Regions from separate parts of the Homo sapiens genome. Here all the other regions are linked to region 1. The links are chromatin loops, found by intact Hi-C in ENCODE. Cell type or tissue: endothelial cell of umbilical vein. All regions are shown on one strand. Each heading gives the region's core, and the rest is flanking DNA. Links, peaks and the distances in the headings are about the cores only.

Region 1 (4,451 bases), core at 283-4,282:
TCAACCAGGTGTGGTGGTGCACACCTGTAGTCCCAGCTACTCAGGAGGCTGAGGCAGGAGGATCACCTGAGCCAAGGAGATAAAGGCTACAGTGAACTGTGATAGAGACACTGTACTCTAGCCTGGGCGACAGAGCAAGACCCTGTCTCAAAGCAGAAAGAAAAAATAAAAGTCACTTGTTACAACTATGCATTTAGATTTTCCTTAAACAATCAATTTATGCCTCTCTCTACTGCTTTTGTTTGATTAATACACACGATCATTCTAAATCAGTAGCATTGCATAACAATCTTGTTAACATCTATTTTCTAGGTATTTAATGGACTGATTTCATCAAGGCCATCCCTCTGAACTCCCTGAGTGTAGACATGATATTTTCATTTTACTACCCTGTGCTCCTGCCCAGCACACCCAAGCCTCAGGGCCCAAGCCAGGCATGGAAGAACAAAAGCATCCAAGGAGGCTTCATGGTGCAATTCCAGATGGAAAATGAATCCATCCTGTGGCCAGAGGAGGAACTACCTAGAAATTCTTCCCGACTCCGGTCATTCACTGACAACTCGTTAAAACACCCTTTCGCATGGCAGTGGTTTTTAATTATTCCTCATGTGCCTGTGAGCTCCAAAACCACAGGAGACCTTCCAGCAGGCTAGGAGGGCAGGAAGCAGTTGGAGCCACTGTGGTTTAAAGGAGTAAACAAGCCAGTTCAGGTATTTGGATGAGTGCAGAGGGCTGTGCCGGAGAATGTCATACATGCCCAAGCACTCGTTTGTGGTTTTCAAAAAGGACAAATGGGTGTGGGCTGAAAGTGTGGCATCGCCACCCAGAAAGAACTGAAATTGCCACCCAGGCTGCATAAGCACACACCCTGATTATCATCTGTTGTCTAGCTGCTCCTCACAATATGAGCTTGTGCTCGTTATCTAGAAATCGATCTGAAAATAAATACAGGCTTAGTGCATCACTCTATCAGTATGATGACCGTGGGGTGCACCAGGAAGGGGACTAGACAAGGAGGAAATACCCAGAGCTCCTGTCCTGGCACTGCCATTCCCAAGAACAAGTCTTGAAAATGCTCTGGGCTTCAGCGTCCTCGTTTGTAAATCAGGAATTACAATACCAGCTCCATCTTCCTTGCAGAATTATGAGCTGATAAAGAAAACCAATCGACAAGTATCTTACTGAGCTCACAGTGCTCCCAAACATGTAGACCCCGATGAGGGCTTGAAAAGGGATAAGAAATGGTATCTGGCCTGGAATATTTCCCAATAGATTTTGGATAAGATGAGACTGAAGCCTGTGTATCAATAGTAAACCATTTGACAAGTATTTGCACAAGCACACAGTTATAGAATATAACCTATAACCCTCATAGGATTACTCAGACAAGGGAGAGTGACATGGAGGGGCAACAGCTGGGCTGGATCCTACAGGATGAAAAGGCTTCATCTGGCAAAGGGAGGGAAGGACAGGACCCCATCTGAAGACTCAAAGGCTGCAATGAGCAACACTTCTTCAATGGGCCAGGGAAATGAAAATGTAAGGGTAGGATGACACTGGATTAAAGTAACAGTGAAATCAGATGGAGGAGGTATTTGGAAAGAAAGGGAAATTGAGTTCTAGGGTATTTTCAAAAAATAGTGACAAGTTTAAGGAAGATGAATCTAATGACAGTGTGTAGTCTGGTCAGAGCTAAGATGGAAACTGATATGGAAAAGCATCTATTGCTCACTCTTAGTAGCAGTAAGAAAAAAACTGGTAAGACTAGATGACTTACTAGATACAAGGGAAAGAGTTGGGTTAAAGTTCATTTAAATTTTTTAGCAGGGGGATTACAAGAACTTCTGCTCATTTGAAAGTCAGCAATACGTTCTTGTTTGCTTTGCTTTATTGGAGGATGGGGCCATTTAAAGCCATTGCTCCACATAGTATTCTGATTGCAATTGACTCATATGAATGACAATAATATTCCCTCACCAAGCACAGCTATTTATTACGTGGTTCTGTAAGTGTGGTTTTCTTCCCATCTTGATTTTGCATCAACTCCTGTTCTGTTTTGCAACAAGTCTTCAGCATTATATCATCTTGTTTTTTTTCAACCTGTGGAGCTCTGAAGCTCGGAAAGTAGAATCATCTCATAGAATCCAACAATCTTTATTTGAATCAATGCGGTTTCTGAAGTTTAGCTACCAGAGCATAGTGGCAAGGCGCAAATCCATTTTTGTCCACTAGGTGACAGACAAGAACTACTTTCTCTGCATCCCGCTGGAAAAATGAGAGCCACAATATGGAAAAACTAAGCACTGTGGCTCATACATTTCTATTTGTCTTCTGAACTTAGAAAAGGAAACACCAATTGGTATGCCCAATATCGCTCTGTAGTCCACTGAAAAATGCCGGAAGGGTTTTCAGACTACTGAGTTGGGGTACGGGTACTTTTGCTTTTTGTGTGGTTTTTTTGGAGTTTTTTGTTGCTTGATTGACGTCTTTGTGTTTTGTCCAGGTGAAAAATAGTGGCAGGAACAGATAATGAAGGTGGTAATGATAGTGTTATAAAGTGAGACTATATTGATTATAATGTATTAATTTTTAATTAATTCATTCATTAATTTTTTGCAGTCAGGGTTAAGGGGAGTGCCGGTGGGAAAGGCAGTGGGAATTGTGCAGGTGGAAGACATGATCAAGGTGAATAGCAATGAGACTGTTCCCAAAGGCCATACAGCCTTTGCCACCCTTTTCTAAAATTATTTTTTGAGACAGATTCTCATTCTGTTGCCCAGGCTGGAGTACAGTGGCACGACCATGGCTCATGGCTCACTGCAGCCTCAACCTCCCAGGCTCAAGCGATCCTCTCAGCTCAGACTCCCCAGTAGCTGGGACTGCAGGCGCACAACCCCACATCTGGCTTATTTTATTTTATTATTTTATTTTATTTTATATTTTATTTTATATTTTATTTTATTTTATTATTTTATTTATTTTATTTTATATTTTATTTTTATTTTTTATTTTATTTTATTTTATATTTTATTTTATTTTATTTTATATTTTATTTTATTTATTTTATTTTATTTTGTTTTATTTTATTTTATTTTATTTTATTTTATTTTATTTTATTTTATTTTATTTATTTTTTGAGACAGAGTTTCTCTCTTGTTGCCCTTGTTGCCCAGTCTGGAGTGCAATGGCGCAATCTCTGCTCACTGCAAACTTGGCCTCCTGAGTTCAAGCGATTCTCCTGCCTCAGCCTCCTAAGCAGCTGGGATTACAGGGGCCCGTCACATGCCCAGCCAGCTAATTTTTTGTATTTTTAGTAGAGATGGGGTTTCACCACGTTGGCCAGGCTGGTCTTAAGCTCCTGACCTCAGGTGATCCGCCCACCTCGGCCTCCCAAAGTGCTGGGATTACAGGCATGAGCCACCGCGCCTGGCCCTATTTTTACTTTATTTTAGAGACGGGGTCTCGCTATGTTGCCCGGGATGGTCTCCAACTCCTGGCCTCAAGTGATCCTCCTGCCTTGGCCTCCCAAGGTGCTAGGATTACAGGCAAGAGCCACTGTGCCTGGCCCCTTTTAGAAATGCCCTGGCAATCCAGACAGGGCTGAGAAACATGACTAAAAGTTACTTTACGGAGACATCTAGTTTATTCTTCTTCTGGATAGAACTATACTTAAATCAACAGTACAATGATGCTGACAGTGGGCTTCAAACCTGACTCTAATATTGAATTTCAGCTGGGCATGGTGCTCACGCTTGTAATCTCAGCACTTTGGGAGGCCAAGGCAGGAGGATTACCTGAGATCAGGAGTTCAAGACCAGCCTGGCCAACATGGTGAAATCGTCTCTCTACTAAAAACACAAAAATTAGCTCGGCGTGGTGGTGTGTGCCTGTAATTCCAGCTACTTGGGAGGCTGAGGCAGGAGAATTGCTTGAACCCCGGAGGCTGAGGTTGCATTGAGCTGAGATTGCGCCACTGCACTCCAGCCTGGGTGACAGAGCAAGACTCCATCTCAAAAACAAACAAAAACAACAACAACAATTGAATTGCTTCGAACAGTGGAGTAAGAATGGTTTTAATCAACATCCATTGAGTGTGTATTTTGTCTAACATACTCTACAGTTAGTATTCTTCAATTGATGTCATAACTATCACACCCACCCAAAGGAACTTAAAACTTACTGAAGCTTGTGAGACTGCTGCATATTTTTAAATATTCTAACAACATTCAGTTTTCTCCTACACACTTTCTAACAATATCGACAGCAAAATAAATATTGCTGCATTTGAAAATGAAATTTGAAAACAAACCTCTATTTACAACTCCCTTGGTAAAGTTTCTTTTTGTTTGTTTGTTGAGACAGAGTCTCGCCCTGTGGCCCAGGCTGGAGTGCAGCGGCGCCATCTCAGCTCACTGCAACCTCAGCCTCCTGAGTTCAAGCGATTCTCCCGC
Region 2 (4,451 bases), core at 254-4,253, 210 kb after region 1:
GATTTTGGTGCGCCCATCAGACGAGCAGTATACACTGCACCCAATTTGTAGCCTTTTATCCCTTACTCCCTCCCTACCCTTTGCTTTTGAGTCCCCAAAGTCCATTGTGTCATTCTTATGCCTTTGCATCCTCGTAGCTTAGCTCCCACTTATGAGTGAGAACATACAATGCTTGGTTTTCCATTCCTGAGTTACTTCACTTAGAATAATAGACTCCAATGTCACCCATGTCACTGATAATGCCATCAATTCATTCCTTTTTGTGGCTGAGTAGTATTCCATGATATATATTATATATGTATATATACACATATGTATATATATACGCATATATATACACACATATATATACGCATATATATACACATATATATGTGTGTGTGTATATGTGTGTATATATATACGTATATATATACACACACACACATATATACATACACATACCACAGTTTATCCACTCGTTGATTGATGGGCATTTAGGTTGGTTCCACATTTTTGCAATTGTGAATTATGCTGCTTATAAACATGCGTGTGCAAGTATCTTTTCATATAATGACTTCTTAGAACAATTCTGAGGTCACCTTGTTTCTTCCCCCGTCTTAAGTAGATTGTCTTTTAAATTTTGTGTGGAATTTTTGGAGGAGAGGGTAAAGTCTGATGCCCCTAGAATTCTGTATATTTAAAATAATTTTAAAAGGCCAGTAAATTTCACCAGGTTATTTTTATATGTTATTAATTCCCAATTTGTCCTGGGATGTCTTTTCGACTTATAAATTTGGGTCATCCATTATTGTAAAATTAATTCTTCAATTATGCCTTATAATATATTGTACATTTTATTTATTCTTCTTCAGGAATTCCAAATACTGAATTCTGGGAAATAGATATCTCATAAAGTGTGAAAAGCAAGTGCAAAGGTCCTCTGATGGAGTGAAATATAAAACATTTGAGAAACTGAAAGAAGCATTTTGGGCATGGCAAATAAGTATCATTGCTCCATGTTTCTAAGATCTATTCTCTGCACAGAAAGTTTAGGAAACTACATTGCTAAATCCATTTCTCTGTATTTTTCTAAGATAGAATTTACCAAAAAAAGATATCCATACTATATTTGGGAGATAGAAGATATGCCATTATCCTTTGCACATAGTTGCAGCCAGAAATGCAGGCAGATGTGAGGTTTGTAGCAGAATTATCTGTGAGCAAATGAGAACCCACAGACTTAAGACAGTTGGTGGGAGATTACTAAACAATAATTGAGTATTGAAAGCTTCTGATTTTAAAATGTTGGCATAGAAGCAATCTGGCTTTACTCCCTTTCCCCCACAGAAAGCCATAAAGAAATATACAGCATCAATATTATGACCAGCAATATCCAAGAACCCATTATGAGAATGAGACAATTTTTAGGACCACAGAGAAGCAACAAAAACTCAAAGCAGACAGCGACTTGTCCCTGCCTCAATCCCTGGGAAGAATAAGAGAGCCTGAAGTGAGAAATATCCCTGAGGACAGAGGAGACAGAGGGAGAAGTAAGCCTATCATCCTTAGCCCTCAAAACTGCTCTGTAACTTGGCCAAAGGGGATGTCAAATCAGTGGCTACTAAGAGTGGCTCTCAAAGGCCCAAAACAAATATAGGATCCAAACGCAGCAAGAGAAAATTTAATAACATATAAGAAGCACTATTGTGTAGGAGGTATATTCCACAGGTCCTCTGGGCACAAACTTCCAGCTACCCTTCCCACACCTTTGGGAACCCCCACTTTGAGAAGGGCATTGCTTTGTTTACTAAGGCCAAGGGAAACCTGGGTTTAAGGCTCCACCTAGTGCCAAAAATAAGGCAGTGAAAAAAATTTAATATGGAAATTGCAAAGAATCTCTAAGCAAATGTATCTAATAAAACCCAAAACAAGCCAGACAAAGAAGACAAATAAATAATTAATCCTTAAATGCAAAGATACAGGAATACATCCCCAATAAATAACAGCAAACAAGGAACCATGACTTCTTCAATTGGAAAAGCAAAAAAACAATGACTGATGCTAATGAGATGATGAGAGTTTTCCGACCAAAAATTCAAAATAGAAGTTTTAAGGAAACTCAGTAGTCTACAAGATTACAAATAAAAGCAATTCAGAAATCTATCACAGAAATTTAACAGAGATTGAAATAATTTTAAAAATCAAACAAATCTTGGCGCTGAGAAATACATTTGCTTAACTGAAAAATTTTTAGAGGCTCTCAACAGCAGAATAGATCAAGCAGAGGAAAAACCAGTGAGCCTGAAGAAAACCTAATTGAAAATACAGAGTGAAGGGGGGAAGAACAAAGAATGACATGGAACGAAGATTGCCTACAAAATATTTAAAAACCTCAAAAGACCAAATCTAAGAATTATTACTGTTCAAGAGGAAACTGAGCAAGAAAAAGGAATGCAAAGTTTATTTTTAAGAATAACAGAAAACTTTCCAAACCCTGAGAAAGATATAAATATTCAGGTATAGGAAAGTCAGAGAAAACCAAATAGATTCAACTGAAATATTGAATCTATTCAATATTGATTGATCCAGATGCCAAGACTAAATGGGGAGAAATCTGGGAACCCTACATGGGGTTGCCAAGCACTAGGATGCTTTCCAGACCCTGAACAGCTCCTAAGGAAGGGACGTCTCTAGCCTGAGTAGGCTGCCATACCTAGAGAGAACAGGGCTGACTTTCCTATGGAACTGGGGAAAGTCTGATCTGTTCACCCTCACTATGCATTTGACAAAAGTCTAATATCCATAATCTATAAGGAACATAAATCAGCAAGCAAAAGCAAATAACCCCATTAAAATATGGGCAAAGGACATGTATCAAAAGAAGACATACATGCACCAACAAATATATGAAAATATATATGAAAAATTGCTCATTATCACTAATATTAGAGAGATACAAATCAAAGCCATGAGATAACATATCACACTAGTCAGAACAGCTACTTTTAAGAAGTCAAAAAAACAACAGATGCTGGCAATGTTGAAAAATAAAAGGAAACACTTCTATAATAATGCTGGTGGGAATGTAACTTAGTTCAGCCACTGTGGAAAGCAGTGTGGAAATTTCCCAGAGAACTCAAAATAGAACTACCATTTGTCCTAACAATGCCACTGTTGGTTATATACACAAAGGAAAATAAATCATTCTACCAAAAAGACACATGCACTCAAAAGTTCATTACTGCACTATTCACAATAGCAAAGACATGGAATCAACCATGATTGTCATCAACTGTGGACTGGATAAAGAAAATATGGTACAATACACCACGGAAATGATGCAACTATAAAAAAGAATAAAATCATGTCCTTTGCAGCAACATAGATGCAACTAGAGGCCACTATCCTAAGACAATGCAGGGACAGAAAACCAAATACTGCAATGTGGACACAAGGATGGGAACAATAGATACTGGGGACTGCCTGATGTGGAGGAGAGTGGGAGAGGGACATGGGTGGGAAGGCTACCTATGGAGTACTATGCTCACCACCTTGGTGATGAGATCTTTCATACACCAAGCCTTAGCAATATGCAATTTACCCATGTAACAAACCTCCACATATACCCTGAACCTAATATAAAAGTAGAAAAACAGGAAACTTTGAAGTTAAACTACATACTAGACCAAACAGGCCTAACTGACATTTAGAAACTATTTCACACAACTGCTGTAGAATACTCAGTTTTTGTCAGCACATGGAATATTCTCCAGAATAGATCATAGTTATACCACAAAACAGTCTCGATAAATTCAAAAATAAAGAAATTCTACCAAGCATTTTTTGAAGCACAATGTAATAAATGCACTACAATCAATAATATGACAAACCTTGGAAATTGTATTAACACATGGAAATTAAACAACATTTTCTTGAATAACAAATGTATGAATAAAGAAATTAAGGAAATGTAAAATTTCTTGAAACAAATGAAAATGGGAATGCAACATACCAAATGTATGGGATACAGCAAAAGTGGTACTAATAAAGGTTATTCTGTCTTTCTGATCTCATTCAGATGTTTTTTGATTTATAAGTAAATTGTAAAGCTAATATCAAAACACATAAGACTAAGAGACAGAAAGGGAGAAAAAAACATGACTAATATATACATTAAAATATGTACAGGTACTACAGTAATGGATTTATAATCCATTACAAGGCTTCAATTTATATTTTTCACTTCTTTCCACCAATAATTCCATGTCCTCCCTTTCCCACAGCCAACTGCTTGGCTACCTAAGGGTCTTCCCTAGTTAAGATGGCTCAAAATTTTATTCTTGAAGGGAATAACCTTTTAGTTGTTCAGCCTTGATTATGTAATCTTCCAATGGACATATGTAATCTACTACCAGACATAAAAGTAGTAAAGAATCATGTCAGTAAATCCTTTGTATTCTAAAGTCTTC
Region 3 (4,451 bases), core at 183-4,182, 300 kb after region 1:
CTCAAGCCTCAGTAATGGCGACACCCCTCCCCCCACCAAGCTTGAGCATCCCAGGTTGACTTCAGACTGCTGTGCTGGCTGCGAGAATTTCAAGCCAGTGGATCTCAGTTGGGCTCTGTGAGGGTGGGATCCACTGAGGAAGACCACTCAGCTCCCTGGCTTCAGCCCCCTTTCCAGGGGAGCGAATGGTTCTGTCTCACTGGCATTCCATGTGCCACTGGGTTATGAAAAAAACTCCTGCAACTAGCTTGGTGTCTGCCCAAACAGCTGCCCAGTTTTGTGCTTGAAACCTAGGGCCCTGGTGGTGTAGGCACCCAAAGGAATCTCCTGGTCTGCGTGATGCGAAGACTGTGGGAAAAGCATAGTATCTGGGCCAGATGGCACTGTCCCTCATGGCACAGTCCCTCACGGCTTCCCTTGGCTAGGGGAAGGAGTTCCCTGACCCCTTGCACTTCCTGGGTGAGGCAATGCCCCACCCTGCTTCTGCTCGCCCTCCTTGAGCTGCACCCACTTTCTAACCAGTCCCAATGAGACGAACCGAGTACCTCAGTTAGAAATGCAGAAACCACCCACCTTCTGCATTGGTATCACTGGGAGCTGCAGACTGGAGCTGTTCCTATTTGGCCATCTTGCCTGGGAATATAGCCCCCAGTTTTCTAACCAAACTCCCACAGTGGTTCAAATTAGAGAACCAACAAAGGGCTTCTTACAGTATCCTGGCCAGCCACGCTGATAGTCCCTTGGTTGCACAGTGAGAGTGAAAAGAACAGATGATAAGATTGTTGACCAGACTCAGATTTCTAGATTCAGTTATTTCAATTCTGCTGGTTATCAAACCTCCTCCTAAGGTCATGTCAATCAGATATAGTCCAGATATTAACTGGCAAATCTTGAGCATGGAAAACGTGGCTGCTGCCCAGATAGCAAACACTGGCCAATGGAAAGAGTGGCAAAAAAATGGCAATCATGTGCCCTCTGCTGCTCAATCCAGGCAATGGCCTTCTAGAGGAGATCTATGAGATTGGTCACCAAACAACAGGGTCTCAAAGGAGTAGGATTGATGGGCCCCCCAATAGATAGTGAGCCATGGTGGTCCCACCAGGCACTAAGGTCCATATGGTGATGTCCACTATGAACAGTATGAGTGCTATTTTCTCTAACCCTCTCAGTGAATCTTGAGACTTGAGTAGTTTGCTTCCTTGATGAAGGAAGTAATCTTATGAAATTTAGAGTGATACATTGTGGGATCTAACATACAGACCCTTCCTACTTTTACCCAGATCTCTCATCTTTCACAAATAAGCATGACTAGGGGTTAGTACAAGGTCCCTAGGTCCCCAGTGGGGAACTGAGGACCTACACCTAGGACAAAGTTTGAAGTGGGGGTGGGAAAAAATGACATTTCTTGGGCCTTTTGGATACTGGTCAACAAATTACTGTGATCCTCACAATCCCTGACATGAGGACGAGGAGGAAACAAATAATTCTTTCTAGTTTTTAATCTGAGGTCACCACAAACAGGACCTCTTTCTAAACCAACTATGGGGTAGATCCCTTTGGGCCACTATAAACCCCTATTGTCATGGCCTCTACTACTGAATATATTACTAGTTAAATACATTTTCTATATGAACCAACACTAGCATTTACACCCACCTCCTGATGGGATTTGCTGCAGTCCAGGTATTTCGTGGGATATGTGGAAGATCATGACCTACCAAACTACTGGCACGTAGTACCAATGTCTACCAAAACCAGTATTAACACTCTGGGGATAAAAAAGGGAATAATTTCCCTCATTGCCAAGCTTTAAGAACCCAACTATCTGTACACTATTTCTGTATTCAATAGACTCATCTGGCCTATGTGAAAGACCTCAGGTGCCTAAACTCTGTACTGATAAGGGTTCTAAAAAGCATAAGTGCTACCTTTGGCACCAATGGTAACCTGACATTGTGACAGTTACAGAGGCTGTTGTCCAGGATGAAGGAACTTGGTATGTACCAATTGACATAGCAAATGTCCTTTCAGCATTCCTCTCCAAGAGGATGATCAGGATTAGTTAGAATTATGTAGGATAGGTTACAATAAACCACTAATATCTTTCCACAAGGCTTCCAAAATTCCCCAACTATCTGTATCAATGCATAGGTTATGACCTGGACAAAGTTCCACTCCTGGAAGAAGCATTAACTTTCTGAACTGTTTATGAAATCATCCTAGTGAGCTCAGACAAGGACACTACCCAAAAGGAACCAGATGCTCTGTTCACCCACGTGCAGCATGTACTGTGCCATTATCATTGGAAAAGGCACAAGGACCTAAAACCCAAGTGAAATTCCTGGGTGTAATCCGTAAAGGCTATGGTGTAATCTGTAAAGGCTATGGTGCTCCATTCCAGAGATGATGATTGTCGATGCTTTTGGCCAGCTCTGACTCGAAAAGTAAAAATAATGTGAGCAATAAATGGGACCATTCATCTGCTGCCATGCTCACATTCAAGCCACAGAGATCAGACAGCATCCTCTATCAGGTTACCATAAAGACCACTACCTTTGAATGGGGCCTTGACCAGCATGATACCCTGGAAATCCTTCTACTGGCCACCCTGGCTGCCCTTGTACCTCTCTGATTTCCATTTGTTGCTTCAGTTACAGATCTCGGCAATACTTCTGCCTACTGACTGGGACTACAACAGATCAGAGGTGCCCATAAATGGCCAGCAGCAGATGAGAGGTACCCATCTTTTGTGAGACAATTATTGGCCTATTATTGTCCTGAGATGGATACTGAGAGCATAAATTAAGTTGTGTAATAATATTACGACAAGAAATTCTAACCAAAACATATCATTATCTTTGTTTTCTTTCTTGAGTTATGTTAGAGTATTTACAGAGTATAAATTATCAATAAAATATATGTTCTCAAATACGTAAGTATGAACCAAAGAAAAAAGTTCTTTTGAGATTTACTTAAAATAATATAAAATAGCTATCATCATTATACTTACTGCTACGTCCTTCTCCTTCAGAAGTTTCTTGAATCTCTAATTGCACTTGGATTTTTGACACTGAATCTTGATGTTTAAGCATAGGATTTTCACCTGATTCTTCATCATGAGCTATGTTAAGAGAGAAATTTAGTCCCTTACTAGAAAAACAAATCTACTATGAAATCCTAGAGTTCAAATTTATAACAAGTGGAAGCAACATTTTCTTTCATCTTATAAAGTTATAAGTAAACTACCTTAATGCTAGCTCTGACATGAAAATGGTGAGAAAAGTTTCAATGTATGTTGAAGATGTATTATTATTTCATAAATATTCCTAGATATTAAATGTGTTTTATATTAGTCTCTACTTTCCTTAAGTTATTTATACTTTAGGTTAATACATAATCATAGACCAAACAATGAAAATGCATATGTTCAAGGTCATTCATTACAGCATTATTTGTAATTGCAAAGTATTCAAAACCATTGAGATTTTTAAGCACAGGAGACTGGCTGAATGAACATATATATATACACACACACACAGTTATATGTATATATATACACACATGCATATATACATGTATATGTGTGTATGTATATATATATTTATATATATATACACACACACACCAGAAACAATGGTATAATATCAATTATGGTATATAATTATGTGTATCTATGTGTGGATGAATATATATGGTTTATGATATGGTACACATGGCTGTACATACAGTGAGAAGTTACCCTCCCATCTATGCTGATACATCCTACCTTTGCCCAATGTCTTTTTGTGGGAAAATGTAACATTAATGGAGTCAGTGACCTTCCATGTTTACACTCTTGCTTATGTTGTTGCAGTAAGTGAATAAAGGCTTAATTGTTACCTTCAATCTCGCTTGCTATCTTAATTGACCACCTTCACACTTGGCAGCTCCCCTGGTAACAAATGACTGTGAGCAGGGTGGTCAATTAAGCACAATGCCTTTCTGGAAAAGCAAAAAGCATGCAGATCCCCAGGGCATTTGTGGGAGATGCTAGAGTTGAGACCTCTTGGGGGATACTAGTGGATCATTTGCAAGAGTCTGACTGTCCCATGGTGCACTCTGCCAGCCCTATCAGTGGGTCTTAGAAAGTGCTGTCCAACACCATGGGGCACTCTCAGAGAATGCTAGCGGATTGTTTACATAAGCTTTTTGGTTCTGAGGGACACCAGTGGTCCTCCTCTTTAGGCCTAGACTCTCAGGCAAAGATGCCTGGTGGGGCAAATTAGAGATCCAACAGACGGCCTCTGAGAAAGCTAGAGAAGCAATTCCTTGGCCACTGCTATTGTCCCCTGCAGATGAGACTGAAAGTTTTCAGAGAACCTGCGAGCTGATTTGCATCAATAACAGCTCTTAGTTCTAAAGAGGTACCAGGCAATGACAGACAGCTTATGACCCAGCAAGGGATTGAGACT
Region 4 (4,451 bases), core at 299-4,298, 660 kb after region 1:
CTGGCTAAACAGGTGTCATTCCACAGTGAAGTTGGCAATTCTTGAGGCTCCCAGAAAGTGACTGCTATCTAATGACTCAGCTTGTGGATACGTCGCTACCGTTGTCTTAAGATACCTTTCTTCCCTTCATTTTTACTTTTTTTGCAAAGTTAACCCACACTTATCCTACATAATTTTACTCAGATATCATCTCTTCCAAAAAGTCTTCCCTTGCTACTTCATTAGAACTACTCTCCTGGGTTGGGCGCCACTCTTGCCCCTTCCCACAGTGGCCTGGGCTTCCACCATAACACTTAGCTCGCCGTGTGGCAGTTGCCATTCGCGGGTCCTTCTCCCCACTGTGTAAGCTCCTCCAGGAGCCCTGTGGGTGCCAAGCTGACTTGGAAGGCTATGAGGGCTCAATACACACCCTCAATACTCATTGAATGAATAAAGGCACGGTCTCTGTGTAGGAAATGCAGGTGAACGTCCTTATGCCTCACTTAAGTGAGCTGCCAATATCGGAGTTTAAGTATAATTTTGGAGAACTGCAATCCGTCCTGTTTTCTCCCTACCCCGCGGGAGCTGGCTAAACCAGCCTGGAGGCTAGCAGTTTGCCTGTGTGCCCTAAGCTAGTGACAGCTCATATCAAGCCCAGTATTTAAGGAGCGTGATTACTTTTACTACGTAGTTCCCAGGGAGAAAAGCAACTCAAAACATTTTTGTATCTTTTTGTATCTTGTTGCACAAGATACAAAATTGTGCACTAAGATACAAATTGAAACTCGAATTGAAATTTGGCTGCCAATTTATTAAACCCACCCCAACAATCTTCCCTATTAACAACAACAACAACGAAGAGATCTCAGGATACCCATTTTCATGTGTAATATAAACCGATGCCACCCATCTATCATATCCATCTAAATCTAATAATTCAGCTTTTTGTTTGGCGGGAGTACGACAGGTCTTTATATGATTCAATGTTACAAAGTTTTTCAGAGGACAAATGATGAAAGTGTGAACCCACGGCTATGATGAAGCCGCAGTCTCTTTGAGTACAGAATCATGAGCTAGATATAAAGAACTGGCTTTAAATTCTGAAGTAGATCTTGCTTTTAAATGTTATAGTGGTGGGTAATAATTTCCTTTGCTTCAGTTACTATTTAAAAAGTAAATATGTGTAGATGAAAATGCAGGATTTAAAAAAATCTACTTTGTAGAATAGGATACCTATCATTTATATTAAGCCCAATGCGTGGGAAACGGATCAATGACTTGATGCGGTGCCTATAAAACATTATAATCCAAAGTTGCATTAGGACATAAAAATAACTGCTGATAAAAGTTTACTCAAAGTAGCATCTGCCCCTAATTCAGTTTGTATTTTTATCGTAAAGACCTAAGGCGCCGCGGGAACTAGGCTGTGCGTTCGCCCCCCGCGGCAGACGGCGGCGCGCGGCGCCTCTGGAGCGCCCCTCCGAAGCCCCGTGGGGGCGGCCGTGGCCCCGGGGCAGCCGCTGGCGAGCACCCCAGAGGTCCGAGCCCTCCGAGCCCCAGGTGCCCGGGGCCCGAGCCCCGCCTGCCACTCTCCCCAGCTGCCTTTCCAAACGGCGGCGTGCTGGTGGAGAGAGTTTTCCCGCACCTTGTTCGCCCGTCAGAAAGCGGCGCCGGGAGGGAGCGAGCGTGAGAAAGTGAGCGTGTGCGCTGCAGGAGAGCACGACCCAAGAGCCGGCGCCCGGTGTCCGAGCGCCCAGTCCGCCCTGTCCGCCCCCGGACCCGCGAAGGGCGGGGGCCCGGAGCAGCGAGGCGCGGGAAGCGAGGCCGGCGGGTGCCGGGGGTTGGCGGGACGCGCGCTTCGTGCCGGCGCCGGCCTCGAGCCCGCGCTCCCTCCCCCCGCCCGCGTGCCCGCGCCGCTGCGCGATGCAGTGTGGGGAATGGCTGGGGTTGGCTGAAGAGCGCACAGTGGAGTTTTAATGTCCGCCATGTTGGCCATGGCGTATTGAAGAGAGCGAGCGAGAGAGGAGCGGAGCGGCACAGCCTCCCACCCTCCCGGCTGGTGTTAGTGCCCGGACGGCGGGCTCTGCGCTCCGCCCCTCAAGTCCCCGGCAGCGGTTGGCGAGTGGGGACCGAACCCCCGGTTCTCCATGATCCCGCTGGCCGGGGCCGTTTCCCCAGAGCGGAGAGGTATCTGCTGCGCCTGAGATGAGTAAACTGTCGTTTCGGGCGCGGGCGCTAGACGCCTCGAAGCCGCTGCCGGTTTTCCGCTGTGAGGATCTGCCCGACCTGCACGAATACGCCTCGATAAACAGGGCCGTGCCGCAGATGCCCACCGGAATGGAGAAGGAAGAGGAGTCGGTACGTGTTAACTCCCCTGTCCGACCCACCGTCAGGCCCGCTCCCTCTGCTGCCTGCGGCGGCGGCGGAGCAGCAAACCCACACAAAATGGCCGCCATCTTCTCTTCGCCGCCGACTCTCAGTCGCCGGCCGGGCCTATACCCCGCCTCCCCCAGCCTCGACCCCCGGCCGCCGCGGCCCAGCGGGGCCCCTTCTAAGGCCACCCGCTGACCCTGGCCACTTGTACCCGGGTCCCGCGGAGTTCGGGGGCCCGAAAGGCACAAAGGGGTCACGTGACGAAGCTGCCGGCAGCCATTTTGTGTCTTAGTTCTTGGGTTGGGCCTTGTGCATCCGGAGAGGGGAACGGGCTGGGTGGCTGTGGGGGTGCGGCGAGTCGGGAGCCGTGGAGGACCCGCCTACAGGCCTCTCCGTGGGCCGCTGGGTGGCGCTCCAGGGCCACTGCGGCCTGCGCGCCGCTGCCCGGGCCGGGAGCGCAGGTTCTGTGCACAGTCGGGGAATTTGATTGCCCCATGGTCTGGGAAGCTTGTTGGGCTCAGTGCAGCCCCCACGTGGAGCCTCAGACGGGCATGTCATGTCGCCTGCTGCTCTATGAGGCTTTTCTCCCCCTCTGCAAGGAAATGTCGAGGGTGCAGCGTGTTTGCCCGGACGACTTACTTTTCTAGAAGATAAGACTTACTTTCAGTGTCCTCTTTCTGGGACGTTTGTATCCATCCCTCTCCAGAGCTAGTTGGTCGGAGGATAATAAACCACTATCCCTGACTTTTTCTGTGATCCTTGCGAATATCTTGCAGATTTGTTTGGAGTACCTCTCTCTTCTGAAGCCTGTAACCTTACCTATTTGTAAAATAAATTTAAGTTCTCCTGCTCTCTGGTATCTCAACATAGGGGGAGAAAAGACCCAATTTAAGTAACTTTTATAGATCTAAATTTCGAAGGAGGATCCTTTCTTATTCAAAACCGAACTAAAACTAAGTGACTTGATTCACAGAAATCTTAATATTGAGATGTCTAAATTGGGTGGGTTTCAGCACGTAAATGTTGACAACTAATAGACATTTTACCATCGCTGTGGCTTTACCTTGTTGTGGAAGTTGGGTTCGGACACCAGGATAATAGAATCTTCCTCTCATTTCCCCCAGATCCTTGACAGTATAACTTGATGACTTCTAATCCTAAGGAATTGCATACCTTGGTTTTCAGGTACAGCCATTTAAACAGGGTGCAGTGTATTGACAGTTCAAGGAAGTCCAGGAGTCGCGTGGATTTGTGTGCTACAATTTTGTTGTGGAAAATTGTACTGTAATACTTCTCTTGGTACTGTAAGAATTTTTAATGTAGAAATTATGCTCTGTAATGTTGTTTTTGGAAATAAAACTGTTTAAACTCTTTGGGTTGTTTAACCTTTTAAAGTGAAATAGCTGTGACAGTGAAATGTTACTTTTGAGAGTAGTGTCTTAAATCTAACTTTACAGATAAGCCAAGTGTATGTAGTAGCTCAGATTGTCTAGTTGGGCACTGACTTTCAGCACATTGTCTCATGAGACACTACCTCTTAATTTATTTTACTTGTATCAACTTTAGAGTAGCATGGCCATTTGTTTATTTTTTAATAAGTGATTTGTTTTTAAAAATTAAAGTACTTGTGACTGCAGAATCTTGTCTTTTGGTTTTATTTTTATTTCTAAGTTTTACAGATAATACTTTCAAGTATTGGGGTGTTGGTTTTACCCTGCCCTGGAAATTAATTTGTAATTCTTGTTCAGCAGCCAAGGAAGGGGAAAGCCTTGATTAAAGCAAGACAGCACAACAGTACACTTTAGACTTTAGTTAAGTCTTGCTTCTGTGAATACTTTGGACAGTCCCAAGAGTTACAACCTGAAGTCAGAGCTGAGCTCAATGAAGTATCAGTGCTTGTTAAATTTTACGGGTAATTTTTATTCGCTGAAATAATTTAGATTTTTCTTCTTTTCTTTTCTGAGATGGAGTCTCACTCTGTTGCCCAGGCTGGAGTGCAGTGGCAGCATCTCGGCTCACTACAACCCTCCGCCTCCCGAGTTCAAGTGATTCTCCTTCCTCAGCCTCCCCAGTAGCTGGGATTATAGGCGCTTGCCACC
Region 5 (4,451 bases), core at 281-4,280, 71 kb after region 1:
CAAGCTAATTTTTGTATTTTTTTGTAGAGACGGGGTTTCACCATGTTGGCCAGGATGGTCTCCATTACTTGACCTTGTGATCTGCCCATCTTGGCCTCCCAAAGCGCTGGGATTACAGGCGTGAGCCACCGCCCCCAGCCTGTTGTTATTTGAGAGAGTATCTCTCCTTACAGAAAAAGTAAAACAGCCTCAGGCAGGTCCAGGTCCTTCAGGAAGTGGTCCCGAAGAAGGAGATCTTTTAGGAGATGACAGCTCCATGTGTCATTGGAGACAGGATATGCAGGCGCAAGACAGTGACATTGATGATCCTGACCCAGGGCAGCTGTGCAGGCTTTAGGCTAATGTAGTGTGTATTTGTGTCCACAGTACTGTGTATAGTAATGTCAGTAATGTCCTGTTCAGTGTGTGTTCTGTGCAGTGTACTCACTTGCCCCTCTCACTCACTCACTCACTCACTCACTCACTCACTCACTCACTCACTTACCCACCCAGCCATCCAGAGCAGCTTCCAGTCCTGCAAGCTATATTCATGGTAATAGAGGTGCATCAATTTTAAAATCTTTTGTACCATACTTTTACTGTGTAGTTTTTCTGTGTCTAACTGTGCGTAGATACACACATGCTTACTGCAGCATTCCAGTTGCCTGCAGTATTCAGGACAGTCTTGTGCTGGACAGGTGTGTAGCCTAGGGGCAATAGGCTGTACCGTAGAGCCTGGATGTGTAGGAGGCCACACCATCTCGGTTTGTGTAAGTGCACTGTGATGGTTGCACAAAGATGAGATTGCCTTCGCATTTCTCAGAGCTCTTTCTTTGTTAAATGACACATGAAGGTACTGGGTTGAGGAGAGGGAAGGTAGGTAGGAAATGGAGACCAGTGTAGACAACTGTTTCTAGGTCTTTGACCGTGAAGAGGAGACAAGCGTTAGAATTAGGACAGCAACTGAAAGGCATCTTTCCCTGTTATCCCCTCATACTCTGTTTTATATGGAATGCCATTGGGAGGAAACCCCTTCAGGTCCTTTTCTCAGCATAAGAATCACCTGGAGTCCAGGCCCCATGCTCAGGGATTGTGGATTTTAAGCCTAGGGCATCCAGGTAAACCCAATGCAGTTGTTCTCTAGGCCCACTTAGAGAAGTGCTGTCCTGGGAGCTTTGTGGCGTAGGACTTGGGCACCTGTTCCTTCCCCTTCCATGCGCATGTGCAGGGGGCACCCAGTACCGGTAGAAGGGAAGGCCAGCAGCATTGAAAGCGAGGCTCCCTGGCCCTCTGCCTCTCCTTTCCTGTCCGGGTCTCTGTGGCTTGCTTCCCTCAGGCCACTTCTAACTGTGGTCTCCTCTCCGCCCCCTGGTCCTGTAGCTCTTCTGTGTTCTTAATTGGAGTCATCCTCTAGCCTTTCCCTTTCCCTGAGAGAAAGCCTCGCCTTTTACAGATATCACTAGCCAATGGCAGTGCCTCTCTGTTTCTTGCCAGTGCCCCGCCAGTCGCCAGTCGCAGGATCGTTGACATCTGTCATTAAACTGTTTCCAGCTGCTGGCCTTGTTCTCTCAGCTGTTCTTCAACACTGAAGCCTTGTTTCGCCTGCTTCCGGGTTTGGAGCTCTTCCGGAGGCACAAGGGTTTCAGAAGGTTGACTTTTTGCCTTGTCAAGGTTTATAGAAGGAAAGGACAGTGACATTTAAAGTAGTGTGGCTCCGAATGTTAGGAATCATTTTCTGTTACCTAATAACTTCATCTTAGTGGTGATTGTCTAAATTGTATGATATGTTGACAGATTTCTCAAAGCAGTCTCTAGTGATCATTAAACAGCCTGAGTTGTATCCTGAAGAAACATGTATCTGTCCATATATGGAACAAATATTTGTTCCATTCCCTTTGTGTGGAAACTGCCTGCATGCTTCATTCATCACAGTAATGCATTTCCTCAGGAACTTTTAATGTTTCAGGTGTCTGTTGTCATAGCTTTGGAATCGTGATAACATTATTTGACTTGCTTAGAATTATAGTCTAATGGATTTACTACACACTAAACCTTTTAGACAGGCCTTGAAAGGTGAATTTGGTAGGCATTTCACACTTCTGTGACACTCAGATTTTGCTGGTCTCTTGGATACAGTCACAAGTGATATGTAAGCAAAACTGCAAGCTCAGGCATAACAGCCTGCTGGGCTGAGCACGATTGCAGAAGTGAATGACTTTTCACGTTACGCTTAACTCTTTTCTCTCGGGTGCTCAGAGCACAACTTAAAGCATTCTCTCTGAGCCAGGGGAATAGCATCCTGGAATGTAAGCCCTTGAAGATGGAGGTCTGTAAAAGAAATATTCAGTGTTAACTTGGAATTCAGTGAACTTTTTTCATATTAAAGGAAATTTGTCAAGAAAAATAATTGCACAGTTAAATTGTGCTACAGTTGTTTTCATTAAGAAAGTAGAAAGAAGACCCTAACAGTTTAAAAAACAAATGGCCCTCATTGTCTTTATATTGTGCATATAACTCTTTGTTATCTTCAGATTATATGAAACTATTAGTATTATTTTTATATTCTTCTCATCTTTTTTTCTTTTGCCTTGAGAAAGTCACGTTCTTCTCATTGTGTACTTTACATCCAAAATTATTTTGTAACTCTTTTTTTTTTTTTTTTTTTTTTTTGAGACGGAGTCTCGCTCTTTCGCCAGGCTAGAGTACAGTGGCGCGATCTTGGCTCACTGCAACCTCCGCCTCCCGGGTTCAAGCGATTCTCCTGCCTCAGCCTCCTGAGAAGCTGGGATTACAGGAGTATGCCACCACACCCAGCTAATTTTTGCATTTTTAGTAGAGACGGGGTTTCACTATGTTGTCCAGGATGGTCTCGATCTCCTGACCTCGTGATCCACCCGCCTTGGTCTCCCAAAGTGCTGGATTACAGGCGTGAGCCACTGCACTTGGCCCTCTATAACTCTAAATGTTGCTGCATTTTATTATTGCAATGACTAATAAGTCCCTAAACTTGATGCAGTTAGATTTCCCTGTTATTGGATATAGGATATTTACATTTTTGCTCTTGTGAATATACTAGAGTACTATACTGAATGTGTGTGTATATGTGTGTCACCTTTTATATATTTAAGTATTTCCTTAGGGTAAATTCCCAGTAGCTGGATTATTAGAGGGTAGAAATTTTTTTATGGTTTTTGATATAAATTGTCAAATTATTTCCCAAAAAGTTGTATCAGTTCACAGAGCTACCAGTTGGTTTCTCGCAGCCATCTGCTATAGTTTTGTTGGGTTAAAAAACTTTCTATTTTTGCTAGTTCATCTTATGTTGCTTTAATTTACATTTTCCAATAACGATTAAACCTAAACTTTTTTTGTATAAATTTGCTTTTTTGAGTATTTCTTCTTGTGGAGGGACAGATACTTATATATAATTATTAGATTGGCTGCTAGTCCAAGAGCAGTAAGTAGTTAAGGGATCAAGTCAGCAACCAGTGGCCGTAGCCATCTTTGACCAATCAAAGATATAGATTCATATCATCGTGAAAGCTTTGATTCAGAGAAAATAGTTATATATGTACCTAATGGTAGGAAATTGGGGTAGTTGTATTTAGTATATAGAATATTACCTAATTTTTTGGTTAGAGGTTCTAGAAGACAAGACTTTTTCAGTTTGTCTTATGCCCTCTTTTTTTTTGTTGGGGGAGAGGTGGGGGGTCTGGACACTCTAGGAAATTAAAACTGAGTATTTTACTTATTGCATGCATAGAAGTTGATTTTCTTTTCTTTTCTTTCTTTTTTTTTGAGATGGAGTCCTGCTCTGTTGCCCAGGCTGGAGTGCAGTGGCATAATCTTGGCTCAGTGAAACCTTTGCCTCCCAGGTTCAAGCAGTTCTCCTGCCTCAGCCTCCGGAGTAGCTGGGACTACAGGCACCCACGACGATGCCTGGCTAATTTTTAGTAGAGCTGGGGTTTCTCCATGTTGGCTGGGTTGGTCTCAAACTCCTGACCTCAGGTGATCTGCCTGCCTCAGCCTCCCAAAGTGCTGAGATTCCAGGCGTGAGCCAGCGCTCCTGGCAGAAGTTGATTTTCTTAAAAAAGAGAGATAATAGGAAAACAAGCTCAAAAATCTATTTGGGGCCTTATGCAGGATGTTGGCCTTAGCCTGAAGAAATAAAAACTGATGAAGCGCATTGTTAGCAGAGGGATGACTTGATCAGGTTTTTGAAAACGAATGTTCAGCATTGAGGTAACTGAGGCATCTGGATATGCTGGTCTGGGCCCCTGGGAGCCGCAGGAGATAATGGAGATAGAGATTCTATGGGCTGAGACCATTGGTAGGTTTTATGGTGTTGAGGAATACTTAACACTGATTTTTTTTTTGAGCGCTGTTAATTAAATGTTAAAATATAATCGGTTTGCTTTAGAGAAAGGCACGAATGGATTCTGGGGCTCTGGTATGGAAGTTATTTTCGCAGT
Region 6 (4,451 bases), core at 340-4,339, 120 kb after region 1:
TTACGGGTGTCAGGCTGGGGGACAGTCAGGTCTTTCTCATCCCACGAGGCCATATTTCAGACTATCACATGGGGAGAAACCTTGAACAATACCCTGCTTTCAAGGGCAGAGGTCCCTGCAGCTTTCCGCAGTGCATTGTGCCCCTGGTTTATTGAGACTAGAGAATGGCAATGACTTTTACCAAGTATACTGCTTGTAAACATCTTGTTAACAAGGCACATCCTGCACAGCCCTAGATCCCTTAAACCTTGATTTCATACAACACATGTTTTTGTGAGCTCCAGGTTGGGTCAAAGTGGCTGGGGCAAAGTGGCTGGGGCAAAGCTACAAATTAACAACATCTCAGCAAAGCAACTGTTTAAAGTACAGGTCTTTTTCAAAATGGAGTCTCTTATGTCTTCCCTTTCTACATAGACACAGTGACAGTCTGATCTCTCTTTCTTTTCCCTACAGAGATGGTCACATAACATTGTGAATGTAATTAATGCCACTGAAACAAAGTGGCTTTAATTGCAAAAAAGAAAATGAAAAGGCAAGACATAGTGGGGAAAATATTAGCAAAGCGTATTGTCTGATAAAGGACTTTTATCTAGAACACATAAAGATCACTTAGAGTCTCAAGAATAAGAAGACCCCCCTAGAAGATTTAAACTGGACAAAATATTTGAACAGATGTTCCACCAGAGAAGATGAATGGCAAAAAAAACAAGCAAATGGAAAGACAAAATCATGAGATGCCATTAGACACCCACTAGAATGGCTGTAATTTAAATGGTTTCCAAGGATGTGGAACAACTGGCACTGTGATTTAGTGTTAGTGAGAATGTGAACTAGTGCAACCACTTTGGAAAACAAGTTGGCAGTTCTTAAAAAGTTAAAACATACGACTTAACATTTGAGTCAGCCATTCTACTTTTGAGCATTTACCCAAGTGAAGTGAAAACAAGTGTCCATACAAAGAATTGTTACACAAATGATCCTAGCAAGTCTGTTTATAATAGCCAATAATTGGAAACAACCCAATGTCCATCGACAAGTGAATGCACAAATTGTTGTATATTCAAACAATTTAATACGACTCAACACCAAAAACCAATAAACTGGATATATGCAACAGGCTCCAGGGGAGTCAAGATTTCCCCTTAGTTATGGTTGGAGAGGGTGTTACTGGGCTTCACTGTAGGGGTGACTTGGGAGCAGTGAAAGGATCAAATTGCCCAGCCCTGACTCCACATGTGAATCCTCATGGTGCCCTGGAGGAGGCAGTGCTGCTGAGGTAGGCACTTCCCTCGCTGCCACATTCCTTCTGCTCCTCTTCTCTCTGACCCTCAGAGGTCAAGTGGGACACCCTGGAAAGGGAAGCAGCTGCCCACAAGGCCAGTACCCTCCCCAGTTTTTTTAGGTAACAATCTGAAAGGACAAAGCCACAGGGCACTACTTGGTCCAGCAGGGGCTTGTCAGGTAAAACGTCCAAAGAGAGGAAAGGGAACAAAAGTTTTTTTCTTTAGTTACCTAGAATTACAATTTATTCTAAAGATTTTACTTAAAAGGAAAAAAAGGGACTGATTATCTTGGGGCGGAGCAGCCATACTAGAGAGTGCCCGCTTCCCGCCTCCCTCTGTTGCTCTTATCAACCAGAGACTAAGAAAACTTCAGCTTCAGGGGGCTGAAAACCTAAAACAAATGAAAGAAAAATAGGAAAAAAAATAGGAAAGAAAAAAAGACTGTCGCATTAGGCAGCTAGCTACAAGTCAAAAGTGGGAAAAAAAGAGGAACTTCAAGGACTAAGCTAATGCCAGTGTAGCAAACATAATGCTAGCCTCAGATCACCTATTGACTTATGAACAAACCTCTGGATACAGGAGAAAGTAAAAGATAAATAATATGTTTATAGATAATATTTTGATGTAAATATATAATTAAATATTAGGTATTTTCCATAATCAAATCCAGTTAGAAATTAAAACTTCATATATTTATATACTGAAGAATTTATGTAACAAAGGCTTTTATGCTTCTACAACATAGGTTCTAACTTTAACATTGGTTAATATGCACTAATTGAAAAAAATTCATGAACTTAATAAGCTGGCGCTCAAATTACAAGCCTGGGGATTCCACTAAATTCCACTGCTCCCATAAGCTTGAGAAGATAACTACATATGAAATTTTTTAAAATGAGTATGCCTCACTTTAACTGTAGCCTTGCCCAAGTTTCTCATAGTCATGTATCTGTTGCTGTAAAATATACTATATTGGGCCTAGATGGAAGCTCTGACACAATAAACAATTAAAGTAAGTCTTTGGCACTTAAAAACTTGGTAAAATGCAACCCCGTGAACCTCCAGTTAAGATAATTTATGTGATCCAATATAAGTTGAAACAAGACATTCAATGATTAAAACTAATTTTATAAAATAAATAAAGAGGTGATTATCCTCACTGCTGCTTTCAACAGCCCAATTTTTCTGTGTTTCCAAATCTGAAAAAAAAAAAATTTATAAATACATACACACACACACACACACACACACACACACACACACACACACACACACATATAGAAAGGGCACCTCATGATGATGGATTACTACAACCTTAATGCTGTGGTCCCATCCATTAGGGCTGACATAGTCAATACCTAATTCATTTAAATTGCTAATTTTATTCAGTTACCTGGTAAATCGTTTGCTCTTAAGGGTTTGGCTGAGGGTTCTGTTTAGTGCCTATTTCCATTGCCTCTCAGCTTCAGTTTACCTCCCCTTCTGCAGGGACCCAGTGCAGCCTTCCAGACAGCCTAGGAGGTCTCCCTGGCTCTGTTATTGCACATGACCTTTGCGGACAAGATCTTAGCAACATCCCCCTTCTCCAGGAGCGGGGGGAGGATGTCCTCCTCCAGGAGATTCATGTAATACTTTAAAGTACTTTAGTACTTTTGAGTACTGGTGGAAATGTATTCCTCATTTACAAATTTTACTTTAAAGTCATTAGACACTCCTGTGAATGGCGTCAAAAAACTCCCCTGGAGAAGCTTTGGCAGCCTTTTGCAATGCCTCCTGGAGGCTTTGGACCATTTAGGATGGCCATTAGTTGCCCAGAGCTGCTGATATAAGATATTACCCCCTTGGTCTCCTGGTATCCACCATTAAAACAACAAAGGATCGCTGCCTACTGGGCTGTCTTGGAAATGGGAGACTTTGAGAGTCCTTGAGCCTGTTACCCTCCAGACCCAGCTGCCCCTTATGCTTTGCGTCATGGAAACTGCAGCTTACAAGGTTGGCACAGCTACCTAGGCCTCCTTAAGGCAGGATGGATTAAAACCTGGGCCCCTGATACTTCCACCTGTCGGAGTGGGCAGCTTTCTCTGGCCCAAGTCCCTTGCCAAATGCCAGGAGCTCATTCGTCCCCCACACTCCCTGACTGCCTGGGAATCCCCTTGGGGTTAATGGAGTGAACAGTAATGGGAGTCGTAGACCATGCAAACGTCACTGCTAATCATCCCTGGTGAAGCTTACGGAAAGCTGTTGCTTTCCATCCCTTAGCCAGGATATCCCTAAAAAAGGACAGGACCCCAAAACCACCGCTGGCCAAAACTTAAGGCAGTCAGCACGGGATGTCCTGGTCAACAACTGGCTTCATCTTCATATTTATTGTAAATCTGAAAACTGTCCCCTTCACATCAAACAAACCCTCTAGGAATCTCTTGCATCACAGACACCCAAAGTATTAAAATCACTTATCTCCACACAGACTAAGGTCAAAATGTAGCGCCTTGCTAGGACATTCCTTGTTCCCTTCAGAGTTAACAGATTTTACTAATAACACCCAAGGCATGTGTTTTACTTCTTAGAATACACCACCCTTGGCTCTTGAAAAAGACATTGAATAGAACTTTCATGTCCCTGATAGGTCCCAAGTAACTAGTTTAATTGAAAGATGTAATGATGTCCTCAACTCCTTGAAATTCCAGTACCACAGATAAACTCCTGAAGTTTTCTAGTTTGTCCCGGGCTTTATCTATTATTGTGCTTTTTTTTTTCTTAAATCTTGTCCCCATCCGGTGAGGGCTGGAAGCCAGGTTGAGGAGGTGTCCTGTCCTGGGGCTCGTTAACCACAGATTGTCCTGCAGGCCAGGCAGCTGCTCATTGGATATGGAACACATTTTGGGTGATGGCAGAGCCCTCAGGAATGGGATTAATGCCCTTATTAAAGAGGACTGAGGGAGCTTGTTTGTCCCTTCCACCATCTGAGGACACAGCAAGGAAACAGAGGGTCACAGCGTCTGTGAACCTGGAAATGGGTCCTCGGCAGGCACCCAATGTGCCAGTGCCTTGATCTTGGACTTCTCAGCCTCCAGGACTGTGAGAAATACATTTCTGTTGTTTACAGGCCACCCACTTCATGGCATTTTGTTATAGCAGCCTGAATGGCCTAAGACAGGTGTTCAGGTC
Region 7 (4,451 bases), core at 286-4,285, 630 kb after region 1:
AGTATGTGTATCTTACGAAGTGCACAGAACATCCTAATCTACAGATAATAAAGTATATGAAGGTATATACACATATGGATGTGCATATCTAGGTATTTTCTTTACCATGGCTGTTCATTAAATATATCTGACCCCAAGTCCACTCAGATTGTCTACTTCACTTGGCAGTAGAACAAACGCAGGAGACGCGGCCCAGAGAGGGGTCTAGCTCAAATGCTATCTAAATTGGCCCAGGCCCCATGGCGGTAGGCAACCTGTCTAGTGAAAGTTCAAGGAGGTCTCACTAAAAACACAGTGAGTTCTACCTCCTGGCTTATCATGGACAGGCTCTGTTTATTCCAGCTGTCCTATAATTAGCCCTTTTCACTCTCAAAGTATCCTGTGTTAGATGATAAATTCATAGTCACCCTAGCTATATCTTTCTAAGAATGTTACCTATTAAGTGCCAGGCAGGGATACCAGACCAACGTGTGTGTGTGTGTGTGCGTGTGTGCGTGTGTGTGTGTATATGTATGTGTATGTGTGTGTATATGTGCATGTGTGTGTATGTGTGTGGTGTGTGTGGGGAGGGGAAGAGGTTGTGAAGAATGTAGATAATTCCCCACCCCTTTCTTAATCCAGTTCCTTTAAACCCTGTTCTCTTCTTGGCTTGTTAGAAAATTTAGTGGGCAAAGAATTTTTACTGAATATGTTGACACATGTATGCAGTATTTGACACATTACGATCTTTGTCGACTTTTCTGACTTTACATTAGCAAACATAGTCTTGCGTCTGTTTAACGTTCATTTTTTTAAAGTCTTAGATTTTGTCTTTATTTAAAAGCCCAGTTGCAACCACCAAATACCTGACTCAGCTCACAACTAGAGACCGAGCATCAAATTTCCCAGCCCACTTAATTTGAAAGCCTGCCAAGATAGGTGAAAGACCTTATAAATATGTAAAGCAGGAAGTTCGAATTACAGTCAAGTAAATCTCTAGTGATTGATGTTCTTTTCAAAACAATTTTAAAAAACTAATAATGACCAGCACATTTCTAAGACCCTCTTACCAAAGGTTTCCCCCGAATTCAGACTCAATGGTGTACTTTCAGTACTGTATTTATTTTGGATTTTTATCACTTCCTGGAGGCCAGGAGGAGGCACAGTGGGAGGATCCTAAAAAACTCAGTACCACAGCCATTTTGTTTGTAAGGCAGAGTGGTAGAATTCTGTCAGCCAGTAAAGGTTTTTGAAACAGTTTTTAAGGGGGGCGGGGGAGGGGGAGGGAATATGCCTATTGTTTTCATTTAACCGCTAAATTCATTATTTTATTTTACTTTTTGCACACATCGTAGTTACTGTGAGTAAGAAATTATATTTTTTTTCCCAAGGAATTAAAGATCTCGGAGCTAAAGGAGTCATGAATTTTGTTCCAGGATGACTGGCTTCTCTAGGTACCTTCATGAGATCAAATCGAAAAAATATTTTGATGGACATCGTTTTTACATGGCCAGGTTTGCATGCAGAGGATCTATCGAGTGGTTGAAAAGGATCAACAATCTGCTCAAGAAAAACATGATAATGCTGTTTTAAAAAAAAAAAAACAAAAACAAAAAACAAACAAAAAAACCCCACATCCAAGAAGCCAGAGTGTTCCTTCAGATGTTAAAAGGGGCATTCCCCCGAGCTCACAGGCAGCCGTGGGTGCTATTGTCTTGCAGTGTCACTTCATAGCGAGCTTAGACTTTTGTCATTTTGGTGGCTGTGCTTTTAAAAGCCCAGTGTAAAATGGCACACACACTGCATTTTTTTCCGAGCTGCAGGAGGCGGGGGCAGCGGGGGATAGTGCAGACTGTAGGGACACTGCCCTCCCAGCCAATCAGCGCTCGCCTGCTTGCCATCGCAAAGTTGTTAACCCCAGAGTCTTCTGGCTGTGCTGCCTCCTCTGCTTTTAATCTTCTGTGGATATTTCTCCGATTTCCCCCAAAAGCCCACAGATCCTGGGGGAAGCCACCCCATTCGGCCACCGATCATGGAAGAAAGTATTACTTTTTATTTACCAAACATTTTAAAGATGTTGGAAGATCCATATGCTGCCTGGAGGCTGTTGTTTCTAGGGACACAAGTATCCAGCCTATATTGTTACAATTTTTTTTCAAGAACTGCCGTCTTCTTTGCCTGCACTAATGGTAAGTTTGTAATTTTCACCATTTATGTCAGTCTTTGAAAGAGCCACCGGCTAAAAAGGATTTTCATTGTGTTTCTTCTAACAAAACCAATCTTTGTATTTTTCTTTAGCTTTGATCTCTGCACGTTCTACCTAATCTTGCCTGGTTAATTTTTACCAAAAGAAAAAAAAATAGTTTTTTTTTTCATTGTTAAAGCTAAATGTTTATAATATAAATTATACTTTAATTACTGTGAACTACAGAGGAACTCAGATATTTCAAGATGGACTTGTTTTGTGCCAGTAATGTTGGCAATGCCAAATATGTGCATATCCTCTTTATAAAAATTATGTCTTACCTAATTTGTCCAGGACTCAATTATCAGCAGGCAAACTATGGATATAGTTTTTTTTTAAATGGACCTATTGTGGTTCTCTTGATAGATTACTTGGATACAAACTACAGAAAAGCTGCCCTTGGTATAATGAAGGTGGAGGTTGACATAACCGGGTTTATATTAAGTTATGGCTGTTACTAAATAGTGGATCTTTTATTTGCTGATCAGATCTCAACTTGTAGTCTATGATATTATTTCTTTGAAGCTCTTCATTAGATAATCTTTGCAGGTCTATCTTGTTTTTCTCCTATACGGTACATTTGGGAGACATTTTGTAATTTTTGGCATTTTTCTAATTTTTTTTCTTTTTGCACACGGTGGGAGATCTTTTTTGTTTTGCATTGATCTGTGTTGGTGGCGCTGTAGTGCTCCTCAACAATTTATGTCAGTTTCACTAAAAGAAAAAAGGAAGAAAAAAAAAGAGGTGGGGCAAGATTTGATCTATTCTCTTCTCCCTTTATTTTCTTAAAGAAAGTTCATTTTAGTCAGTGGAAGTATTCAGTTGTGTTATTTAAATGTTTTCTGTGAACTGTGAACTATGGTGAGAGCAGACATGTCGTCACAACCAGCCGAGGGAACATCAGGGACAGGCATGCAGTTTGCAGTTGTTTTATCTGATCTGATTTATCATCTCTATATCAGAATTATTCAGTAATAAGCTGTCGATTTATCCTTTTAGTAACATTTTGCATTTTCCTTATATTACAAAATTATATGTGTTAGTGTATTTTCAATTTAACCAAATGTCTGAGTTTTAGTTCCTTCAACATTGTAAAAGTTGAATTTCATTTTGAACCTAGGGATTTCTTAAATAACTATTCTAAGTTTCTCCTGAGGTTTTTCTAATAAGTAGTCATATAATAATTCCCACATTATTGTTTGTTTCATTTTGAAATGATACTTCAACTGAATTACAGATAGTCTTGTTTTAAAAATAACAAATATTTTGGAATAAGATAATTTTTTAAGAATATGTGCACAATTGCTTTTGGCTTTAAAAATTTTGATGTTCACATATCTAAATGCAGGATTATATCTTTTCCATCTTTGTTCTTATTGAGTTATCTGATTAGAGAATGTGGGATTTAGGCCCAAAGCCTCCCAAGAACAAAAATGTGTTACGATCTGACATAGGTTTTACTGGTCTCTGTAAACATTTTAGCTGTTTATGGAGATAGTAAGTGTGCCCTTAGTTCAAAAAGAAAGTGGGACGAATCAGTAATTGAACCCTAAAGCGTATTTTTTTTGGTCACATAAAATAAAAACAACTGAAATAGTACACTAGACCACTTTTCCATAAGATTGAAGAGATTATTTTTTGAAAGAGTGAACATTTCAAGAATTATTATTTAGCGTGTTTACCCACTTTGAAATACGTAAATGCTCATTTCACTTTTTAATCATTTAACAGGTTGAAGTAAAAGGATGTGTGAAAATGGCTAAAAATAGTATTTCTGATTTTTGTGTCTCTATACTCTATCTATATATCCCTTTCCTTGAACTTCAAAAATAATTATGTATTAGCCCATATTTTGTTTATACTATGCCATAAAAATGTGAAAATGTTCACTGTAACATTTTAGCTATTCATAAAATGTAAATGCCCCATCAAGGCTAGTTTTTGACATTATAGATTATTTATAGAATGAAATACTGCAGGTGTAAATATATTATCTAACCCTCTGGTTATGCTGGAGAGTTTAGTTCTCTGAAGTTGATCTACCAAATAAAATATACTTTCCAACACATGTATTGCTAAAATAGTCTGCTATTCAGAATGGCGATAATTTTTATTTTATTTAATCTCTGAAAACTAAACATGTGTATATAAGGTAGCCCCCTTTTAAAAACAAACTGATGCTCTGAAGTCCATATGGAGCTATGCAATGCTCTTTGTTCTCCTACAT

What was found. A loop is a pair of places that touch in the nucleus more often than their neighbours do. Peaks named below come from ENCODE experiments on the same cell type or tissue, not always from the same donor. Only the 100,000 strongest peaks of a DNase experiment are listed, where the experiment ranks them.
Region 2: it touches region 1 in a loop (25-fold over the local background); 106 of 110 quality-filtered maps call a loop at or near these places.
Region 3: it touches region 1 in a loop (10-fold over the local background); 5 of 110 quality-filtered maps call a loop at or near these places.
Region 4: a loop joins it to region 1, with 20 times the contacts of the local background. A loop is called at or near these places in 4 of 110 quality-filtered maps.
Region 5: a loop joins it to region 1, with 4 times the contacts of the local background. A loop is called at or near these places in 24 of 110 quality-filtered maps.
Region 6: a loop joins it to region 1, with 3 times the contacts of the local background. A loop is called at or near these places in 16 of 110 quality-filtered maps.
Region 7: it touches region 1 in a loop (9-fold over the local background); 21 of 110 quality-filtered maps call a loop at or near these places.

The regions. Positions count from the first base shown.
Region 1 is chr10:33,006,687-33,011,137 of GRCh38, reverse strand. The region is part of intron 2 of ITGB1-DT (ITGB1 divergent transcript); the gene reads right to left. Among named protein-coding and RNA genes, the nearest start is that of ITGB1-DT, 26 kb to the right of the region's middle. In endothelial cell of umbilical vein, for the core only: CTCF peaks have their summits at 495 and 2,216 (motif pointing right); a DNase peak (open chromatin) is centred at 2,237; H3K27ac peaks cover 305 bases.
Region 2 is chr10:32,793,146-32,797,596 of GRCh38, reverse strand. All of the region lies in intron 30 of CCDC7 (coiled-coil domain containing 7), which reads right to left. Among named protein-coding and RNA genes, the nearest start is that of SNORA86, 110 kb to the left of the region's middle. In endothelial cell of umbilical vein, for the core only: a CTCF peak has its summit at 1,829 (motif pointing left); a DNase peak (open chromatin) is centred at 1,796; H3K27me3 peaks cover 227 bases.
Region 3 is chr10:32,710,290-32,714,740 of GRCh38, reverse strand. CCDC7 (coiled-coil domain containing 7) reads right to left here. Exons shown (of 44, transcript NM_001395015.1): 26 at 3,011-3,121. Among named protein-coding and RNA genes, the nearest start is that of SNORA86, 190 kb to the left of the region's middle. In endothelial cell of umbilical vein, for the core only: no CTCF peak of the experiment used is centred there; no DNase peak of the experiment used is centred there.
Region 4 is chr10:32,344,649-32,349,099 of GRCh38, reverse strand. It overlaps EPC1 (enhancer of polycomb 1), which reads left to right and starts at 1,942. Exons shown (of 14, transcript NM_001272004.3): 1 at 1,942-2,337. The coding sequence starts at 2,185. It overlaps EPC1-AS1 (EPC1 antisense RNA 1), which reads right to left and starts at 1,736. Exons shown (of 2, transcript NR_104163.1): 1 at 1,625-1,736. RefSeq lists silencers at 1,352-1,481, 1,492-1,961, 2,632-2,911 and enhancers at 2,232-2,291, 2,312-2,411. In endothelial cell of umbilical vein, for the core only: a CTCF peak has its summit at 2,749 (motif pointing right); DNase peaks (open chromatin) are centred at 1,939, 2,299 and 2,739; H3K4me3 peaks cover 2,718 bases; H3K27ac peaks cover 1,922 bases.
Region 5 is chr10:32,935,753-32,940,203 of GRCh38, reverse strand. The region is part of intron 1 of ITGB1 (integrin subunit beta 1); the gene reads left to right. Among named protein-coding and RNA genes, the nearest start is that of ITGB1, 20 kb to the left of the region's middle. RefSeq lists an enhancer at 1,554-1,643. In endothelial cell of umbilical vein, for the core only: no CTCF peak of the experiment used is centred there; a DNase peak (open chromatin) is centred at 1,833; H3K27ac peaks cover 1,161 bases.
Region 6 is chr10:32,890,457-32,894,907 of GRCh38, reverse strand. No RefSeq gene overlaps it. Among named protein-coding and RNA genes, the nearest start is that of SNORA86, 8.8 kb to the left of the region's middle. In endothelial cell of umbilical vein, for the core only: no CTCF peak of the experiment used is centred there; no DNase peak of the experiment used is centred there.
Region 7 is chr10:32,376,208-32,380,658 of GRCh38, reverse strand. It overlaps a transcript of EPC1 not described here. Among named protein-coding and RNA genes, the nearest start is that of EPC1-AS1, 31 kb to the right of the region's middle. RefSeq lists a silencer at 818-919 and enhancers at 1,294-1,794, 1,795-2,295. In endothelial cell of umbilical vein, for the core only: no CTCF peak of the experiment used is centred there; DNase peaks (open chromatin) are centred at 1,058, 1,848, 2,588, 2,978 and 1 weaker place; H3K4me3 peaks cover 3,335 bases; H3K27ac peaks cover 3,225 bases.